Linked DNA regions of Mus musculus: all the other regions are linked to region 1. The links are chromatin loops, found by intact Hi-C in ENCODE. Cell type or tissue: gastrocnemius. All regions are shown on one strand.

What was found. Peaks named below come from ENCODE experiments on the same cell type or tissue, not always from the same donor. Only the 100,000 strongest peaks of a DNase experiment are listed, where the experiment ranks them.
Region 2: it touches region 1 in a loop (4-fold over the local background); 3 of 42 quality-filtered maps call a loop at or near these places.
Region 3: it touches region 1 in a loop (2.3-fold over the local background); 3 of 42 quality-filtered maps call a loop at or near these places.

What each region holds. Positions count from the first base shown.
Region 1 is chr1:16,797,441-16,799,940 of GRCm38, forward strand. No RefSeq gene overlaps it. Among named protein-coding and RNA genes, the nearest start is that of Ly96, 110 kb to the left of the region's middle. In gastrocnemius, a CTCF peak has its summit at 1,076 (motif pointing right); a DNase peak (open chromatin) is centred at 1,079; H3K27ac peaks cover 827 bases.
Region 2 is chr1:16,995,778-16,998,277 of GRCm38, forward strand. It overlaps Jph1 (junctophilin 1), which reads right to left. Exons shown (of 5, transcript NM_020604.2): 5 at 1-1,782. The coding sequence ends at 1,702. Among named protein-coding and RNA genes, the nearest start is that of Gm46085, 100 kb to the right of the region's middle. In gastrocnemius, no CTCF peak of the experiment used is centred here; a DNase peak (open chromatin) is centred at 1,036; H3K4me3 peaks cover 742 bases; H3K27ac peaks cover 2,500 bases.
Region 3 is chr1:16,983,544-16,986,043 of GRCm38, forward strand. It overlaps a transcript of Jph1 not described here. Among named protein-coding and RNA genes, the nearest start is that of Gm46085, 110 kb to the right of the region's middle. In gastrocnemius, no CTCF peak of the experiment used is centred here; no DNase peak of the experiment used is centred here; H3K27ac peaks cover 734 bases.

The DNA.
Region 1 (2,500 bases):
GCTTGCAGTAGGCCATTCAGAATGGGCACTGCTCAGGGAATCCCCAAGTCCTTCCCACTCCATGGATTTTGCGCTTGAGGATCCATTTGCTTTTTTAGTGCTGGGATCAAACACATTCTCTACTTTGGGGGCTATGCCCTGTCTAGATGTCACGAGTCTTGGTGTGGTCTAGACAGGGCTGCTTTACAAACTCATGGGTGCTAAGGTGAACTGTTGTCTAGAAGGTCCTCAATTGTATTACTGCTGCCCCTGGGGCAGGGGCTGGGGTGGGGGTGAGGGTGAGGGAGGGGGTTGGGTTGCATTTGGCCTGGATACTTTCCATTCCACAGAGATGTGAAAAAGGAGGCTTCCTGAGTTAAATGTCTAACCCCAAAGTCCTCATTCTTTGGATGTTGCTATTATTCGTTGCCTGCAAGGAGGTATTGATTGCTTTATGTAGACGTAGGCAGAGCTTAGTATTTGAAATATTAGGTGGCCTCAGCTTCCTCTCTGTGTGCCTGTTCTTGTTCCTCTGAAAACATCTCCTTCTACTTCTAGTTTTGGTTCTGGTCTTCCTTCTCTTCTTCATTTGAATCTTTGTTTTCGAGAACAAATTCAGGCTGTGCATGGTGGTGCATGCCTACAGTCTCAGCACTTAGGCTATGGTAGGATGATTGTCAATTTGAAGCCAGCCTGGGCTACATAGCAAGCCCCAGGCAGCTCGAGGTATAAGACCCTCTCTTAGGACAGACAGACAGACAAGCTCCTCATTAGACACAAAAAATAACAAACAAAAGGGAATACAAAATTCAAATGAACCTTTAGTAAAACTCTTCTACGTCAGGCTTTTCCTCGGATTCCCGAAGACACCGCACCACACTGGTTCGTAGCTTACTGTGTTAGGTGGAGTAGCCGCACCACACTGGTTCGTAGCTTACTGTGTTAGGTGGAGTAGCCGCACCACACTGGTTCGTAGCTTACTGTGTTAGGTGGAGTAGGACTGAAACTGTTACTTAACTGCAACTTCCTGATTTTTCTGACTGTCCACTCCATCTGGCCAGTACTGCACACACAGGGCACTTTGGTCAGGAGCCAGCAGAGGGCAGCAGAGGTTCCTTGTTTCAGCTCTGCTTTTTGCTTTGTGCCAGCACTCCTGAGCATCCCCTTTCCTGGCTCAGCCCCCCTCTATTATTTCTCCATTAATATTTAAGGTCAAATCTCAGAACATCTCCCCCGCTCTTACTGGTGTGGAACCTGCCTGGCTATTTAAAATGGAAGCTAATCTAGAGGAGTTAGTTTTGAAACTAAAGGGTTATTAAATCTGAAGATTTCCTACCATGATGGGAATAGCATAGTTCACGTGCTCCATTCCTTAAATGACGGTGATGGGATAGCTGCTGAGACTTGTTAGGGTGGTTGCGCATCTTGAAGACTGAACATCCTTTGTCATCTCAGGGGACTCTCACTCACACTCAGGGGATATCTAACTTCAAAGTGTCAAACCAGTTCCAGCTACATCATATTTATAGGGCCAAGAACAAGAGGAATACCCTTTACTGCCAAATTATTAAGAGTTTAAAACTAGTAACTTTTTTTATTAGATATTTTCTTTATTTACATTTCAAATGTTATCCTGCAACTTCCCTATACCTTCCCCCTGCCCTGCTCCCCTACCCACTTCTTGGCCCTGGCGTTCCCCTGTACTGGTGCATATAAAGTTTGCAAGACCAAGGGGCCTTTCTTCCCAATGATGGCCGACTAGGCCATCTTCTGCTACAGATGCAGCTAGAGACATGAGCTCTGGGGGTACTGGTTAGTTCATATTGTTGTTTCACCTATAGGGTTGCAGACCCCTTCAGCTCCTTGGGTACTTTCTCTAGCTCCTCCACTGGGGGCCCTGTGTTCCATCCTATAGGTGACTGTGAGCGTCCACTTCTGTACTTGCCAGGCACTGGCATAGCCTCACTCAAGACAGCTATATCAGGGTCCTTTCAGCAAAATCTTGCTGGTATATGCAATAGTGTCTGGGTTTGGTGGCTGATTATGGGATGGATCCCCGGGTAGGGTAGTCTCTGGATGGTCCATCCTTTTGTCTTAGCTCCAAACTTTGTCTCTGTAACTCCTTCCATGGGTGTTTTGTTCCCTATTCTAAGGAGGAATGAAGTATCCACACTTTGGTCTTCCTTCTTCTTGATTTTCTTATGTTTTGAAAATTGTATCTAACCAGTAACTGATAGCATCAAACTAAGTACAGGATGCTTCTGAGCTTGTGAAGCCAGCCCTGTCCCAAATTTCATGGGATAGGCTCTTCTTTTTCCTAGACTATGGATTTAATACAAGGGCTTCCCATATCAGGAACCAGGATCCCAAAGAGTGAGAAGACACTTGATAGAAGTGAGATTTTATCTGACAGATGGGTGGTACGTGCTGTTTTAGGCTCTGGCAATTACAGAGAAAACAGAATGAAGTCCCTGCTTTTCATGGGGCTTGCACTCCATTCAGTAGGACAACATGCATGGAC
Region 2 (2,500 bases), 200 kb after region 1:
GACACCATGACACCATGGACAAAAGTTAGGAAGACTTCCCCCTCCACCAGGTAATGCCTTTAAGAGACTCAGACATACCTTTCCTACCCTGATTTCTTTTTAAATAATTATTTTTTATAAAGATCATGTAGTTTCCCTAAGTAAGCATGCTTCTGAATAAATTATTTAATAGAAAAAAATCAATATCAGAATGATATAGGACAGCAAAAGACAAATATTTAAAATAAAACCGTCTAAGTCTTTAAAATTTAATATAGAATTACAAAACAACTTTGAAAAACATTGAAGGCAGAGAAGGGGCAGTGACTTAACAAAGCTTAAACACCTGAAGGCATTCAACCAAAATTCGCGTTGGGGGTGGGGTGGAGAAAGAGAAGAGTAGCTATTAATAGATCTTGCTTAACTTTCATGGGAATTAATAGAGCCACTGACAAGATTTTATTTGGTTGTAACGTACGTCAGCAATGAAACTGAACCCGTAACCACTGATTACTGCAATCCAAGCAACATTTTGACTTCACTTCTTAGTATTCGGTTGTCTGTCCTTCAGCTTTTAAAACTTAACACCTCCTGAGTGCATCAACAACTCACCTCAATGATGTTAAAAATATTTAAAATTAAATTATTTCTTTGGAAGGTATAATACCATCAGATCACTATATTTTAAAGATAAGTAACCCTTTATTGGTTTAAAAAGAATAAACAACATGAAAACAATGCATTGCTATTAAAATAAACACTATATATACATACATACATACATTTTATATATATATATATATATATATGTATATATAGATATATATAGATATAAACTAGTCTTTTGTTGCTGCTTTTCCAGTGTGTTCTCATCCAGCCAGGACTGCAGGTGGAAGATGACATACATCATATTTAAATCAACAGCAGAAATGAGCAGAGTCGTGCACAAGCAAATGAAACATTCCCTTCCAGAACATTCCAGGAGATGTTAAAGCAGCAGGTCACAGCAGAAGACTGCTGAGTGACGGTGCTACCTACTTCTAATGAGATAGGAGTGAATGTTGGAGCCACGCCCACCGCAACACAATCCTCAGACTGCATTCCTCTGGCAGTCCTCTCTCTCCAGCTCCCTACTAAAAAAACGTCAGATGGTAAAATAGTAAGGCAGCTGTTGACTTCTATCAAAAAAAAAAAAAAAAATCTGCAGGTCCATACATTTCCAGTTTAGTCACATTCTGCTAGGACAGATGGAGTAGCCAACGTCGAGAACTTCGCCGGATGGGGCTGCTTCAGCAGAGTTTTAAAAAGTTTTAAAAAGAATCATTATTAAGTTTTGCTTTTCACCATGCTGGGTGCTTCAGCTCTCAGAGGACCCCAAAGACACAAAGCATTGCTGGGGGACGTGAAAGGTCCTCTGGCTGAATTTTCCAAGTTTCATCTCTCTTGTGATCCCATCCCGATCTAAGCGTCCTTGCCTGTGTCTGAGTCGGACTGGGATGTGGACACCAAGGCAGAACTGTGGGCTAACTCTACTAGTTGTCATGACTTCACTGATGAGTCGAAACAGTTATAGCAGTTAAGTAACCATACTGAGTCACATTCAAAATTAAAGTGAGGGACAATGCCATTGTTTAAAAGAAATTGTAAATTGGAATTAGAGAAAACGATATTACTATGATTATGTGTAGAAATTAAGGCTATGCTTACCTGTCCTAATTCCAATCAAGTCAGAAAGTGAACAAAAAGAATGGCCAACCCAATATTCAACAGCATGACCAGGACAATCATGATGGAATTAGGGCCCTAAGGAGAAACAGAACAGAGCAAGCACAACGTTTTCATGTCAGTATGGCTGCTTGACAGAAACCCATCACCAGAACCAATTAGCAGAAATATAAGCATAAAAACATTGTGGCAGAAACTAAGGCATGAAAGATAATCCATAAGGAATGAATTAAGAATAGTAATGCTACATTTACATGGTGTCACCATCTAACTTCCACTTAAAATTAGATTTGAATTAAATTAAAAAAATGGCTTCAAGTTGGGTGAGGTGGCACACACCTTTAACCTTGGCACTCTGAGTCTGAAGTCAACCTGGTCTACATGGTGAGTTCTAGACTAGCAGGGCTACATAATGAGACCCCTCAGTATTTTTTTTTTCTGTAATAATGTACTTTATTCATCTCTCACACTGGGACAGGTCACTGGTAAGGAGCTGGGAGGTAGTGGGATTCCATTGTCCTTAGAAAGTGAAAGAGTCAGAAAAGAAGAGTAGCCCCTCATCAAGGCTGTTAGAAAATAATGAAAGCAGGGGATTTCATTCTTCCAAGGAAGGATTCAGAACACTCGGGGAGGTGCTTTTATTTTAATAGGGTATCATGTAGCCTAGACCAGCCTTGAACTCATTATGTAGGTGAGATGACTCTGAATTTATGATCCTCCTTTCTGGGCTTCCTACTGTGTTGGGATACAGGTATACAATACCATTCCTGGTTTATGCAGCGCAGGGGACTAAATT
Region 3 (2,500 bases), 190 kb after region 1:
TCCGAGCCTGTGACCACACAAACTTGAAATGGGGTTGGTCTGGTCTGCAGGGATCTCTCACGGGCTGAGCAGCCTCTTGAACTCAGGGACCCCAGGGAGTACTCTCATGTAAAAGGGAAAGGACACAGACTGACAGTTCCTGAGGGCTACCAGGCTGGCTTGTGGCTGAGAATACTGCTCTCAAGTTTCCTGTGAGCAGGAGGACTGACCAAGGTCTGTTATGTGTTATACTCTTGCAGAGTCCCCAGGGCCAGTTGAAAAGGCAGGGCTCTGCAAGGGGATAACACCCAATGGCAGAGTAACTATTCTTTAGGCACCAAGCACTGTGTATCAAAAAGTCAGATGTTGGGGACCAATTTCCAGTTTCTTCTAACTTCATGGGTGGCAAAGAAACCAGTGCACATCTTTGAATAAAAAGCTGGCTAAGAGTACAGTTTTTGAAAACTTTAACTTTGGACTCTGGTGACTTCTGGTACCAGCATGATTGGAACAGATAAGAAAGACTCCAGTTTAGGTGTGTCGGAGATCCCCCAACTAACAAGCTAAGTTAGCATAGGATAAATGGACATGAAAAAGAGGGGCTCATGGGTGATATGTAGAGGAACCAATGGTTTCTGCTTGGAGGTTTAGTGGCTGATAATGCTGTTAATTTGGGAAGCCAGCTCTTACAAACTCTATGAGACAGGCTTCAAAAACAGAATTTGGTTACAAATTCTAGTTGAGTTACTTGCCATTTTGTAGGCAAAGCACTCTATGCTGTCTTGACTGTTTTTAATTAGTAAAATCTGGAATGAAAATGGCTAATTCATGTTAGTTATTGCCATGAATAAGGCAGTCAATCATTCATAGAGCATTTGTGGTAGGCCAGCCAGTAGTTGGGAACTGGTAACGACTACATAGGGTGTAATTCCTACCATTTGTGGGGTTGTAAAAGGAGCTGGGCCTGCAGAGGATGGGGCATTTCAAGTTAGGCTTGGGAGGAGGGCTCAGGGTGGAGTTAGGTTGGTGTGGTGTCAATTCAGGGTCTTCTGTGTTTTAGAAGAATAGCTCTTTGAAGCACAGATAGGAGTTAGGCTGTAAACAGTTTCAAACTTTTTCACATAGGTACAAACGACAAACATGAATATGACTGATAGACCTTGTTTTTCCCTTTTATTTTAACAATAGCTACTATCTTGAAAAGAGGGGATTAGACTGCAATGACACATTTACTTAGCATGAAGAATTCAACACTGGTATCCAGGCTTTCCCCAACTTTTTGCTTCCCGAGTATTTGGGGGTTTTGGTCTTATACTTGTTGCCTCTGTTGCTTCTTGGTTGCAAGATCATGGTCATAGCATAATGTATCACATCTACATTCAAGATGGAAGAGGGCAAAGGAAAAGGAGAGGAAGCATAAGGAGAGTGAATCTGAAGGATATGAGAATGGTCTAGCACCATTGGCTTCTCTGATAGCCACTTTTCTTTCATCCAAGAAACAAAATGTTTTCCAGAAGATCCAACTGAGCTGACCAGAATCAGATCACATGATCCTGGCCCTCACATTAAGTGTGGGAAGTCAATTTATCTGGTAAGAATACCAGGATTATCCAGTGATGGTTCCCTACCACACAGAGATATTCCAGCAATTGAAATTCTATCAACCTTCCAGTGGTAGCCTCTGTAGATCAGTGGACTTCAAAAACACGAAGAGAGTGGCTATTTTCTAGGGGAAAAGAACTGAAAGGTCATTAAGGAAGAGGAAATTAAGACACTTTTGGTTTCCCATGGCCTGAAGGAGCTCTGATTCTCCTTTTTTCAACTTCTTCCTCTATCATTAGGTAAGTTAGGAAATTTCTCCAAGTAGATGACAATTGAAAAATACTGGTGTTGGTACCTTTAGCAGGAAGCTCAAATGCAAGGGAAGCTAAGAGTCCAGGAAGGAGACCATCACCCAGTCCACCTGGAGCAGGAAGGGGCATGTTCATGGAGATTAGCAGATGGTTCTTTGATGTCCATGCTCCTCCTTATTAAGAAAAATTTTCTAGAACCTTTACAATTCAGTAGAAGTTAAACAGCAATAGCTATCCATAGAAGTTTGATTTCCAAATTTCTTGTTATAAAATGAATTTAAAAAATCATGCGTTTGTGATTTGTGATGTCAGCTTCAGGGATTTAAAAATAGGTTATTATAATAATTGCAAATATATCTATAGTATATAGATTTTTCTTTCCTTAAGAAAAGCAGAAATGGGCTGGTGAGATGGCTCAGCAGGTAAGAGCACCCGACTGCTCTTCCAAAGGTCCTGAGTTCAAATCCCAGCAACCACATGGTGGCTCACAACCATCCATAACAAGATCTGACTCCCTCTTCTGGTGTGTCTGAAGACAGCTACAGTGTACTTACACATAATCAATAAATAAATCTTAAAAAAAAAGAAAAGCAGAAAGTCTGGATATGGTGGCGTATGCTTTTAATCACTGCACTTCAGATACAGAGGAGTCAATGCAGACCTCTGTG